2 separate regions of the Homo sapiens genome follow, and region 1 is linked to region 2. Evidence: chromatin contacts called from ENCODE Hi-C or POLR2A ChIA-PET data. All regions are on one chromosome and are shown on one strand. Each heading gives the region's core, a stretch centred on a gene start or an enhancer-like site at or near the end of the contact. The rest is flanking DNA. Distances are from core to core; before and after follow the strand shown. Region 1 overlaps SLC41A2 (solute carrier family 41 member 2). Region 2 has its middle 68 kb from the start of EID3.

Region 1 (6,274 bases), core at 3,144-5,643, 490 kb after region 2:
TTCTTCAAGACTCCTTTTCTTACCACAGTGAGATAAGGGGTTATCCTTTCTTTCCAAGGCTACTGTGTGGCCCACCGTTTCATGGGCCTTGCTCCCTCACTATTCACCATCTCTCATGCATCCTTGATCTTTCCTTCTCTATTACTCCTTTGCCTCCTTGCCAACAAACGTACCCACATGTCTCTTCTCTTGGAAAAAGTTCCTCATCTGGACTTCTAAGTGTCATTCTAATTCTTTTCTTTTCATTGTCAATTAATTAATATGAAGTCTAAAAGTGCTACTTCTAAGATGTTTATTGTTTTATACTATTTAATAAATGCAAAAATAATATTTATAAAATACATGTAAGTTACAAAGACTTACACTACAAAAAAACACCCATGTACCCACCACTCAGTTTAAGAAAAGGAATTCATTATCTTTAGATTTGTAGTGCCCTCTGTGCTCTTCCTTAATCCCATATCCTTCCTTCGCTATCAGAGTGACTATGTTTGTGTTTTTTATTCTCGTGCTTTTCTCTGTGTTATTACTACATACATGTATATTCCTAAATACTATATAATTTGGTTTTACGTACCCTTGAACGTTATATAAATGGAATAATTTATCACATAAGTTTCTGAGATTCATCCTTGCTCTTCTGGGACATGTAATTAATCCATTTTTATTGTTAATAACATTCTATTGTAAGACTGTACTTTCATTTATCTAGTCTGCTACTCAACAAAACTGAACTCTCAAATGACTTCCTGATCACTGAATAAACAGTCCGTCTTGAATCCTTCTTGGCTACAATAACATAGCTTTCATCCTCCTTCTAACCAATGCATCTTGAATTCAGAAGCTATTTCAAGAGCAGATAAAAATAGAGACGATAAGGGAGAGGAAGTATGCGATTGGGGATATCTTGTTTGGGACACTGGGTAGCTAACACCGCTAACTGACACAGGAAACACCAAAGGGCAGGTTTGCGGGGAAGAGGATGAGTTCAGTTAGAAGCTTCAGATGTTCCATGTGGAAATATCCAATTTAAAGTATGGATCTAGAAAGGAACAGATGTGTCAAGACTAGGGATAAAGCCATGAAATGAGCCGTATGACAAGGACAAGTTGTTCTCAAACTTTTGCATATATCAAAATCAATTGATGAGTTCTACCTCCGAGCTGCTGATTCAGGCTTAAGCATCTGCATTTCTAATAAGATCCCAAGTGATATTGCTGGTCTGGGGACCACACTTTGAAAATCTCTGGATGAGACAATATTGCCCATAAAGAAGGTGAAAACTAAGAATAGAAGCTCAAGAGCAGGGTCTTGAAGAATACAAAGAGACAGGTAGAAAGAAGGAACCAGTGAAGGAAAATGAAAAAGAATTTTCAGAGAAGCGATGAGAATGGTAGAATTGCAAAAAGGGTATAGTAAATAGTATTAAACAACTGAATAGAATGAAGACTGAAAATAAGTTATTGGATAAAGTAATTAGGAGGTCACTGGAGAGCTTAGTAAAAGCAGTTTTGTAGAGTGAGAAGGAAGAAAAATACTATAATGAGTTGAAAAAATACAGACTACACTTGGGAAAGTTTGATTGTAGAGAGTAGAAGAGACAGAACAGAAGCTTGAGAAGGCAGAGCACTATGGGAAAGGTGACTTGGGATAAAAAACTTGTGCACATTTGTAAGCTAAAGGGAAAAGATGTAAGAGAGGAAGACATGGGAGATACCGGAAAAGTTAAAATAATTGATGGAGTAAGGCTCCCATTGGAATTGTAATGGAATAGTATCCAGGGCACAGGTCAACTAGTCAGTCCTGGGCAAAAGAATCAGCTCTTCTGAGATAGGGGTGAAAGAAGTTAAAAATAGACATTGTTAGAGATACGAACAGAGGTGAAGGGAAAGGAAAGAGCACGCTGGGAGAGACATGCCTAAAGACTCTATTTTCTCTGTAAGCCTGCCCTACAACAAACATTAAAGGAATTTCTCCAGGCAGAAGGAAAATAATACCAGATAAAAACCTGGATCTACACAAAGGAAAGAGTGCTGGAAATATAACTTTATATGATAAAATCTAAAAGATATATTTTTCATTTTTAGTCTCTTTTTAAAAATAACTGAAGCAAAAAATAATAACAATATATTACAGGATTTACTATTTCAAAAAAGTAAAACGTATTTCAAAAAAGAGTACATAAGTAAAACGTATTTCAAAAAAGAGTACATAAGAAAGAGGAGTGGTATTTCAAGTATAGTGACATAAGCTTCTTATCCTATATGTAAAGTGGTTTACTATTGTTTGAAAGTAGACTGTGATAAAAAAGATATAAGCTCTAAATCAATGGTTCTCAAAGTGTGGTCTAGGGGGTCTGAGGAAGGTTAGATCTAGAAATCCCAACACCTAGCTAACAGAAGTACCAGAAAGAGAGACTCACGTTTATGTTAGCATGATAAAGGCTTTAAGAAATCCCGTAGTAGGATGTGGAGAAATAGGAACATGTTTACACTGCTGGTGGGACTGTAAACTAGTTCAACCATTGTGGAAGACAGTGTGGCAATTCCTCAAGGATCTAGAACTAGAAATACCATTTGACCCAGCCATCCCATTACTGGGTATACACCCAAAGGATTATAAATCATGCTGCTATAAAGACACATGCACATGTATGTTTATTGAGGCACTATTCACAATAGCAAAGACTTGGAACCAACCCAAATTTGTCCATCAATGATAGACTGAATTAAGAAAATGTGGCACATATACACCATGGAATACTATGCAGCCATAAAAAAGGATGAGTTCATGTCCTTTGTAGGGACATGGATGAAGCTGGAAACCATCATTCTCAGCAAACTATCGCAAGGACAGAAAACCAAACACCGCATGTTCTCACTCATAGGAATTGAACAATGAGAACACTTGGACACAGGAAGGGGAACATCACACACCGAGGCCTGTTGTGGGGTGGGGGGAGGGGGGAGGGATAGCATTAGAAAATATACCTAATGTAAATGACGAGTTAATGGGTGCAGCACACCAATATGGCGCATGTATACATATGTAACAAACCTGCACGTTGTGCACATGTACCCTAGAACTTAAAGTATAATAAAAAGAAAATAAAAAAATAAAGAAGAATTAACACCAACAACAATAAAGAAATCTCGTAGTAAGCAAGTTTGTTTAACTTAATGTTTAACAAATTTGATTGACCACAGAACTCACTTTTCAAGTTATACTTATTAACATCTCACAGAACTAGTGTTACCATGAAATATATTTTGGAAAATGCCACTAGTTCTGAAAGACATTAATAAATATTAAAAAATATCCTAGTCACAATATGAACACAGATATGCCTTAAACAATGTATGCATTCTTGTAGCTAATAAAACATAAATTAGTAGCTGCATATTTTGAGAAAAAAAAAATCACAGGCTTTAGAATAGACCCGATCTGGTTTTCAATCGTGACTCACCACTTACAAGATAAGAGACCTTAGACAATCTACTGATCTTATTGTGAGGATTATACGACACAACATGTATAAAAAAAACCTGTAAGTTACCTGGTACATAGTGGTAGGTACTCACTAAATAGCAGATAATGATGATAATGATGAAGATAAACAAGAGTCCTTTAAATAGTACATTCCCCAACACATTTTAAATGAAATTCAATTCTCAAAAGTTCCATCTTATTTGAGGAGCATAGAGTAAACCATCTCTATTAATGTTTTTTAAAGAGTGGAATTTATAAGCTCATAGTGTACCACCATGCCCGGCTAATTTTTATAATTTTTGTGCAGACAGGGTTTGGTCGTGTTGCCCAGGCTGGTCTCAAACTTATGAGCTCAAGCGATCCACCTGCCTTGGCCTCCCAAAGTGCTGATAGCCAACTAAGAGGTTTACTTACTGAGATACTAAAAATATATTACTATGAATATCACACAATGCCACAGCACAGACATCCAAGGAGAGCATTTCAGTGAAGCTCTAGAATTGTTTCTTACTTAAGGTAAAACAACTGAAATATGCATTAAAGCCTTATAATAAAAGGGTTATTGTAATTTAAGTTAAATTTCTTACTGAAATGTTGTTTAATATAGCTCTAACAGTCATTATGAGTAATGTTTATGCTAATGAACTCATCCATTAATATTCACAGAAGAGGATCTGAAGAGGAGGGAGGAAAGCAGTAGTTATTCCAGGCAGTGAAAATTAGATGAATCTTTGTAGGGACAATATAAAAACCTAGTTAGAATGATAATGAAAAAATTGCGCATGTCTTTGGGAAACAATGAGTCCAACCATGTACAGAGGGCCTTGAAAGCTAGGCAGAAGAATTCAAATTTGATCTGATAGGCAGGGAAAAAAACCACTGTTAAATTCATCATCTTAGGACCCATGTAATAAAAACAATGTTTAAGAATGACTAGGCTATTAGTGACACTTAATTTGCCTCAAATAGAGAGTGAGTCAGGAAGCCTACTTTATTACTTGAATGATGGCTATATTGAGACATTAGGCTACAAGAGTAAGACATGCTTGTTATATAAATAAATGATTGAGCAAGTGAACTGTGTTAAAGGGCAAGCAGACAATGGCTTGGTCATTTTTCAGTCAAAGAGGATGAAGGACCAGGTTGAAATAGATGGTCCCACAATTTTATGTGTGGGTGACGGGGAGAATGGTGGCATGAAGAGAGAGACCTATAGGGAAAATTTGTTCATTGATATTCTAAAGTGATATAAAAATTAAAATATTCAGTAGAAATTTTAGACATGAAATTAGATTTTGAAGAACTTGCCTTTATATGTCATATATATTTTTTACATATATACATATATACATTTTTTTTGAGACAAGGTCTTGCTCTGTTGCCCAGGCTGGAGTGCAGTAGCGTGATCTTGGCTCACTGCAACCTCTGCCTCCCTCCCAGGCTCAGAAGGTCCTCTTGCTTCAGCCTCCCAAGTAGCTGGGACTACAGGCGTGTACCACCATGCCTGTAAAAATATAATTTTTATATTTTTTGTGCAGGCAGGGTTTGGTCATATTGCCCAGGCTGGTCTCAAACTCATGAGCTTGAACGATCCACTTGCCTTGGCCTCGCAAAGTACTGGGATTACAGGGATGAGCCACCGTGCCCAACTGACATATTTTCTTTTTACATAGATATGCAAAGTAAATTACATTAAATATGTAGTATATCCTGGGACATGTTTTTCCCCAAGTAGAATTACTTTTTAAATTATATTGATCTAGGCTGTACTTAAAATCTACTTTAGTGTTCAACAATGAGAACACATGGACACAGGGAGAACATCACACACCAGGGCCTGTCAGGTGGGGGGCAAGGGGAGGGAGAGCATTAGGACAAATAACTCATGCATGCGGGGCTTAAAAACTAGATGATGGGTTGATAGGTGCAGCAAACCACCATGGCAAATGTATACCTATGTAACAAACCTGCACGTTCTGCACATGTATCCCAGAACTTAAACTAAAAAAAAAAAAAAAAATCCACTTTAATGACAGTCACCCCAGAAGCCGGTAGACTGGATTAAAATGATCTTATTAAATGTAATTCATATATAAATGTCTGTGAATTTAAGTATTATAATTCCCATTTCATAGATAACAAAAAAATATACGACAGATTTTTAAAGGGATCAGCTGAGGACCAATAGATTTTTTTCTTTTATTTTTTTTTAAGACAGGGTCTCACTCTGTTTCCCAGGCTAGCATGCAGTGGCTTATTGTAGCCTCTAACTCCTGGGCTCAGGCAATCCTCCTGCCTCAGCCTCCTGAGGACATACCTGGGACTACAGGTGTGTGCCACCACATCTGGCTAATTTTTGAATTTTTTATAGAGATGGGGGTCTCACTATGTTGCCCTGGCCTCAAACCCCTAACCTCAAGCGACCCTCCTACCTAGGCCTCCCAAAGCACTGGGATTGCAGTCATGAGCCACTGTGCCCACCCCAGATTTTAATGAACTGAATGGATAAGCAATGTTGAAACCCAGCTGTCTCTAATTTATCCACAAAAATTGACAAAAGAAACAACAAAACAATATACAATAGCTGATAATCCCAATGTAAATAATAAACAAAATCTGAAATATATTTTGCCACATTAATCTTAAGTCAGGTATACCTGACTCTCAAACTAGTAGTTCATGATAAGATTAAGAAAGATTACTTTTCAGAAATGTATTCTGCCTGTTGAGACCTGGGAATGTAATTTTCACTGTGAGCAACAACTTGGGGTTGGAGGCAGAATGG
Region 2 (6,522 bases), core at 1,623-4,122:
TATCTCAAGGTCCAAAACAAAAGCTAAGTCAGAAAAGGAGGAAAAAATGCCAGATGCCGGGAGAACATGCCAGCTTCTGGAGTGAGATGCGGAGATTGGGGGATTAGCAGGAAGAAGAAAGAGCCACTGAAACCACCCAGTTATCCCTGCATTTATTTATCCAAAGACCATCACTGAAGGTCTTCTACTTCCAAGCCCCACCTGGGCTTCCAGCCTAATAGGAGAAACAAACCTTAAACAAACAATGGTGCATAAATCATGATTTCATTACAATTGTGATGAGTGAGGCAACATACGGTACAGAGGACTTAAGAATATTTTAACAGGAAAATCACCATAGCCCAGGGCTGGAGGTTGGGAACTGGGGAACTGGGGATAAGAATCCAGAAAACCACCCTGCCCAGCATGCAGAAGGGAGTTAATGGAGAAGTCTTGCTGGGTCGGCCTGTAAGGGATGAGTCCACACAAGCATTTACACAGGCAGAAGGAGGGCAAGGTCATTACATCCCTTTTGGACACAGTAAATGTCCAGTTGTCCTTTTCCCTGCCACTGTATAGTAAGATGGTGGTCAGGACCTGGGGGTGCCAATGACTGATCTCAACCATACCTCTAAGCTGAGAAGGGAAAGGTCACTGATTATTACTTAAGCCAGACTTAAAGAACAGTCCCAAAGCTTCTGACAGCCAAGACAATGTCCTCTTCGCTTTCAATGACAAAGGCCCAACTGAGTAACATATGAACATTGAGGGAGCCAACTGCACACAGACACTTGGACCACTGACCCAGGGAAACTCCTTAACTGCTTGAATGAAGTACCAGTCATTCATGGTCAATAGATTCTTCTGCTGCATGGAATTTCTGCTGGGCTGGTGGAGGCAGCTGAGAAATAATGGGGAGAGGCCAGGACAAAGCATGGAAAAACTTCAGTTACGTTTTGTTGGTTAACAATGGGACCTTCAACAAGACACTCATTGGCTTGGGTCTCACTTTCTTCATCTGAATAATGGAGATAATAACACCTAAGTAGGCACGTTCCTGGCTTTAAGTAACAAACACCCACTAACAGGGGCTTAAACAAATATATGTTCATTTTTCTGACATAAGGAGTCGCAGCCAGTTGGGTGTGGACATTGGAGAAGCATCTCAGTAATGTCAGAGGTTTTGGATCTGCTTCTTTGCAATTTTCTCATTCTTTCCCTCATGGTCACAAAATGGCTGCTGTAGTTCCAGCCATCAAGTCTGTATTTAGTAAGGCAGTAAGAAGAGGGGGTGAAAGATAGGACTGCCTCTCTACCCTTTACACAGCCATCCTGGTGTTGCCTGACACACTTTTGCTTTTAACTCATTGGCCAGATCTCTGTCCTGGGCCATCCCTAGCTGCAAGGGAAGCTGACAAAGTGAGTTTTAGCTTTTCTTTTCTTTTTTTTTGAGACAGAGTCTCACTCTGTTGCCCAAGCTGGAGTGCAGTGGCGTGATCTCAGCTCACTGCAAGCTCCGCCTCCTGGGTTCATGCCATTCCCCTGCCTCAGCCTCCCGAATAGCTGGGACTACAGGCGTGTGCCACCTCACCCAGCTAATTTTTTGTGTTTTTAGTAGAGACGGGGTTTCACCATGTTAGCCAGGATGGTCTTGATCTCCTGACCTCGTGATCCGCCTGCCTTGGCCTCCCAAAGTGCTGGGATTACAGGCGTGAGCCACTGCGCCTGGCCGAGTTTTAGCTTTTCTAATCTATAGAGCACATGAAGAGTGTCTATCTCAGCATATAAAGCAGAGACTCCACTAGGCAGTGAAGGAAGGTAGGCAAAATGGATGTGTGTTTCATATCTGTGCCCCACACCCCATCCAGGGTCCGTCTCTCCCCAGCAGTTGTCATAAGGACTCATTATCATTTAGCCATCATGCAGAATATCAGAGCTGCCAAAAGGGAAAGCAAAGTGAATCGTCCTAAAGCAGCCTGCTTTTTCTTTTTTCTTTTTCTTTTCTTTTCTTTTTTTTTTCCTATTTGGAAGGTTTGGATTTGAAGTAAATCATCATTAAGCAGTCTAAGTATTTCCTTTATTTATTTATTTATTTGTTTATTTATTTATTGAGACAGGATCTCACTCTGCCATCCAGGCTCAAATGCAGTGGTGCAATCTAGGCTCACTGCAGACTCAGCCTCCTCAGCTCAAGTGATCCTCCCACCTCGGCCTCCTAAGTAGCTGGGGCTGCAGGCACACACCACCACACTGGCTAATTTTTGTATTTTTTTGTAGAGAGAGGGTTTCACCACATTGCCCAGGCTGGTCTTGAACTCCTGGGCTCAGGTGATCCTCCTGCTTCAGCCTCCCAAAGTGCTGGGATTACAGGCATGAGCCACCACACATTTTGCTTTTTAAAGCATTTACTTTAAAAATCTCACCTCTTTCAATCCTCGTTCTGTTCATTGTTTGCTCCAAGTTCGAGGGGCCTGTCAGTTCTTCCTGCAAATAAAATCAGTGAACAACCCTGTAGGTACACTTCAAGGTATACAGGGGAGCAGAGAATGCCGCCTGGGTAGGGGCGAGTGTTACTTCAGCGGCAGGGAAAGCCTCTGTCAATATTTGCGAGGAAGAGACGTCTCCAGAAGTAAGAAAGGCCACATTATGGAAATGGCATGTTTTATGCAGGGAGACACTTGAGAATCAGGGAGAGTCAATAAAGGGGCTAAGAAGGGTCAAGAACTTGGGTTTGAGAATAAGGCGAGTCTACTAGTTGAGAAGGAGAATAAGGCTTCGGTAAGCCAGCCCCACCTGCCACCTTGCCACCCCTTTTTAGGAAATAAGGGACAGTTGCCAGGGGCTGTTTTGTGACATAATCTAGAGGTATTTATGCCAAAAGGACTGACGGAAATACCACCACTGCCAACCACGACAGCATCCTGGTTCCCTAAACGGATGGGCTTCTTTGTTTTCCTTTGTCACAAGGAATTAGAGGAATGTGGCTACACCCGCAGCTTCTAACACCAGCTAGCCTGGGTTCACATCCTGGATGAATCACTTACTGTGTAACCTCAGGCATATTGTTTAACCTCTCTGTGCCTCAGCATCCTCAGCTGGAAAATGGGGGTGGCAATAGCAGCACCTCCCTTGTGTGGTTGTCAGGACAAAATAAGTTAACTCAGGGAAGTAAGGAAAGTTAATTAGTAAATAAGTTAACTCTGGGTAAGTAAGGTATCGAGGACGGGGGCTGGCCTCTAGAACGTGCTGTGTTAGTGTTGGTGATTCTTACGTGTGAACCAGCAGCAGATGGAAGGTCTGGCCGTTGAGGGATGCTACTTTTTTCCTGACGATGACTATGAACGTCTTGTGTGGTCTAAGACAGCAGTCCTTTTTGGCATCAGGGACCGGTTTCATGGAGGACGATTTTTTCCACGGTCGGGGGGTGAGGGGGGTCAGGATGGTTTTGGGATGAAACTGTTCCACCTCAGATCATCAGACATTAGTTGGATTCTCATAAGCAGTACACAACTTAGATCCCTCGCATGCCCAGTTCACGATAAGGTTCATGGTCCCATGAGAATCTAATGCCACCACTGATCTGACAGGAGGCGGGGCTCAGACGATGATGCCAGGGATAAGGGGCGGCTGTAAATACAGATGAAGCTTCGCTCACTTGCCCGCAGTGACTCGCCCCACTTCCTGCTGTGGGGCCCAGTTCCTAACAGGCCACAGAGCGGATGAGTACCGGTCCACAGCCCAGAGGCTGGGGACCCCTTGTCTCAGAGACATCTTGAGAACCTCTTTATTTCCTCTTTGTTAATGCAAGAAGTGGTTTTGAAAGCAATTCATGCATTTTCAGGAAAGAAGGCAAAAGAGACTAGGGAAGGGGGTGGGGAAGGCTTACCAGGTGCTGTATACACGACAAAGCAGAAAGGCTGGGAACTACAACTCTGGAGTCAGACACATTTTGGGTTGAACTCAGTCACTGCCCATTAGCATAGTGATCCTGGAGAAGTCATCTACCCTCATGTGTGAAGGAGAAACAATGAATGCTCCTGGACCCTAGAGCTGCTCAGAGGATCCAATAGAGCAAAGATGTCAAAAGGCCAGCGCCATGCCTGGCACAGAGGAAGGATTCAATCAGTTAATTCAGCCATGCTGAAGCCACCATGATGTGACAGAAAATCAGCTTGCAGCTGGGGGAGCGGGATTTGCCTCCTGATCATCTGCCCCGGAATCCACCACCTTCCTGAATGGCAGTCCCAGCAGCGCCAGGGTGGAAGCAGATGCTGGCTGAGGAGAGAATCCTGCCCTTCCCCGTCCAGCCACTTCCAGCCGTCTCCCAGCCCCTGGGTGCTGCACGGGCAGTACCAAGACTTCCCTGGCCCGGAAGGACCTCTGACAAGGCCCTGGAAGCCCAGCAGGGCCAGGCTGGGCTTTGAGAGGAGATGAGTGTTAGGAGTGCGTGTCAGGTGGGGGAAGGGAGCTGTAAGCAGCAGAGACTGGCCAACCTTGCCCATGAGCTTTAGGTCTCCATCTATGTGTCCATGCAGAAGGGCCCCCAGAGGAGAGCAGCATCCCGGCCTCTGTCAGGAGAGGAGAGAGTTACCCGATTTAAGGAGCTCAGGAGAAAGAGTGAGTGTGCTCAGCTCATCCCTCCCCTGTGGGAGCCAGCTCCCACCAAGGGTGAAGAGGGTCAGGCCCTGGGGTTGGGGGTGGATGGAGGTCTGCAGAGGTCCCCCAGCAGCCCCTGTGAAGGATGGGCAAATTCGTTTGTGCACTGCAGTCTTGGCAGCCTTGCACATTGTCCCCAGCTTCCCGTTCCCCAGCCTACCTCTTTTTTTTTTTGTTTTTGAGACAGGGTCTCACTCTGTCGCCCAGGCTGGAGTGCAGTGGCGCTGTCTCGGCTCACTGCAAGCTCCGCCTCCCGGGTTCACACCGTTCTCCTGCCTCAGCCTCCCGAGTAGCTGGGACTACAGGCGCCCGCCACCATGCCCGGCTAATTTTTTTGAGTTTTTAGTAGAAATGAGGTTTCACCGTGTTAGCCAGGATGGTCTCGATCTCCTGACCTCATGATCTGCCCGCCTTGGCCTCCCAAAGTGCTGGGATTACAGGCATGAGCCACCACGCCCGGCCTCATCCCCAGCCTACCTCTTGTAAAAATGAGCTGCCACTTTGCTGTCCATCCCTGGGACCCTGGCAGGCTCCATGAGTAGGCAAGAGAGGGGTGTGGTTCACCAGCCCCACCTCCAACAATGTCGGGAAACTCTGTGTTCCATCTCCTCCTGAAGCTGGCAGCCCTCAGTGTATACTTTCTCAGCTGCAAATGCTACCATTTTAAACTCAGAGGATTTTAAAAAATATATTTGAGCCTCACACAGGAAGACCCAAAAATTATTAAAATATAGAACATTTAGACTGTGGGGCAGAGACTGCATCTGTTCTGTTCACTTACCCCTAGGTCCTAACATACATAGTAGGTACCCAATAAACATAAGCTTAGCAAATGACTGAAAATTAATTTAAGCAGCTCATATGTGAAAAGAGCATATACACAAAGATGTTCATTGCAGCATTGTTTATAATGGTAGAAAATTATTTTGTACAATCTGGTTAAGAAATCTGTGGTATATGAATGCAATGAAATGGCATGCTATTATTAGAATTAACAAGAGGACTATCAAACCAGGAGAACAGGTTTACGGGATGTTGCTAAATGAAATTTAATAATACTGTGATTTAAAGAATGTAAACGTGTATATCTACATAGATGAAGATTGAAAGGCCCATTTAGAGATAAAGTCATTGCTGTGTAAAATTAGCAGCAATTAAGAAACACCTTTGGTAATGTTTTACAGTGGATTCTAGAATATGTTTTAAACTCTTTTAAAGAAACCCCTGCAGTATTTTCTAAACAGATGAGATGGTGGTTTGCTATTTTCCAGAGTCCATTGAGTGAGCTGTGAAAGGCCCCATTGGATAGGGGGCTTCTGGAAATTTCCATCTCCCCACCTCCTGGTGGGTAGCAACTCAGAGCTGGCAAAATTATTCTTGGCAAAGGCAATCTCATGTCAGAAAGAGTTCTCAGTGCAAAGAGCCTTTAGCAACAGAGGTGCTAGAATCTGTGTCGGTGAAGCTTTGCAAACAGCAGGGATTCCACAGAGGCCTTTTCAGGCCTTTATTTCCCACTCTGTACCTTCTCCTCCTTCTTTTTTTTTTTTTTTCCCAAGTTTTGTAAACATCCCAGGGATGATTTTTGTACTCCCCCAGGTCTGTGGGAGTCGGATGAGATGGAAAGAGGCCTCGCATTGTCCCTGCAGACCTGTATCCCTTCCGGCCACCCCTGCTGCCCTCACACTCCCCTCCCACCACAGCACCCACCTGTGGTCTGACAGAGGACACCACACCTTTGCCCATTCTCACACCCCCTCCCGCTGGACAGCCCCTGTCCTTAATGAGGCAGCTTGATGTTTTGTGGGACCTGCTGGTGTCCTGCCCAGGGAGGGGTGTGAGGGGTGGTGGGCTGGCCTGCTCCTGGAACTGTAGCATCAAACTGTTCAG

The links. Hi-C counts contacts between places; a loop is a spot of excess contacts on that map. ChIA-PET counts read pairs that join two places held with the same protein, here RNA polymerase II (POLR2A). Pooled maps may share reads with other maps.
Region 1: a loop to region 2 is called in a map of adrenal gland, with 2.7 times the contacts of the local background. The contact joins two enhancer-like sites. A Hi-C loop is called at or near these places in 110 of 168 maps with a recorded cell type or tissue (A673, B cell, CD14-positive monocyte and 63 more), 37 of 37 single-sample maps with no recorded cell type and 49 of 50 pooled maps. POLR2A ChIA-PET finds 5 or more read pairs at or near these places in 6 of 52 experiments (BJ, CD8-positive, alpha-beta T cell, PC-9 and 3 more).

Annotation. Positions count from the first base shown.
Region 1 is chr12:104,854,903-104,861,176 of GRCh38, forward strand. All of the region lies in intron 8 of SLC41A2 (solute carrier family 41 member 2), which reads right to left. Among named protein-coding and RNA genes, the nearest start is that of SLC41A2, 100 kb to the right of the region's middle. Within about 2 kb of position 4,394, at least 2 of the 41 ENCODE cell types and tissues checked have a DNase peak (open chromatin) inside an H3K27ac peak, as active enhancers do; they include PC-3 and PC-9, where a contact is called at or near this core.
Region 2 is chr12:104,368,624-104,375,145 of GRCh38, forward strand. No RefSeq gene overlaps it. Among named protein-coding and RNA genes, the nearest start is that of EID3, 68 kb to the left of the region's middle. RefSeq lists enhancers at 2,659-3,415, 3,416-4,173, 4,174-4,929, 6,492-6,522. Within about 2 kb of position 2,873, at least 3 of the 41 ENCODE cell types and tissues checked have a DNase peak (open chromatin) inside an H3K27ac peak, as active enhancers do; they include PC-3 and PC-9, where a contact is called at or near this core.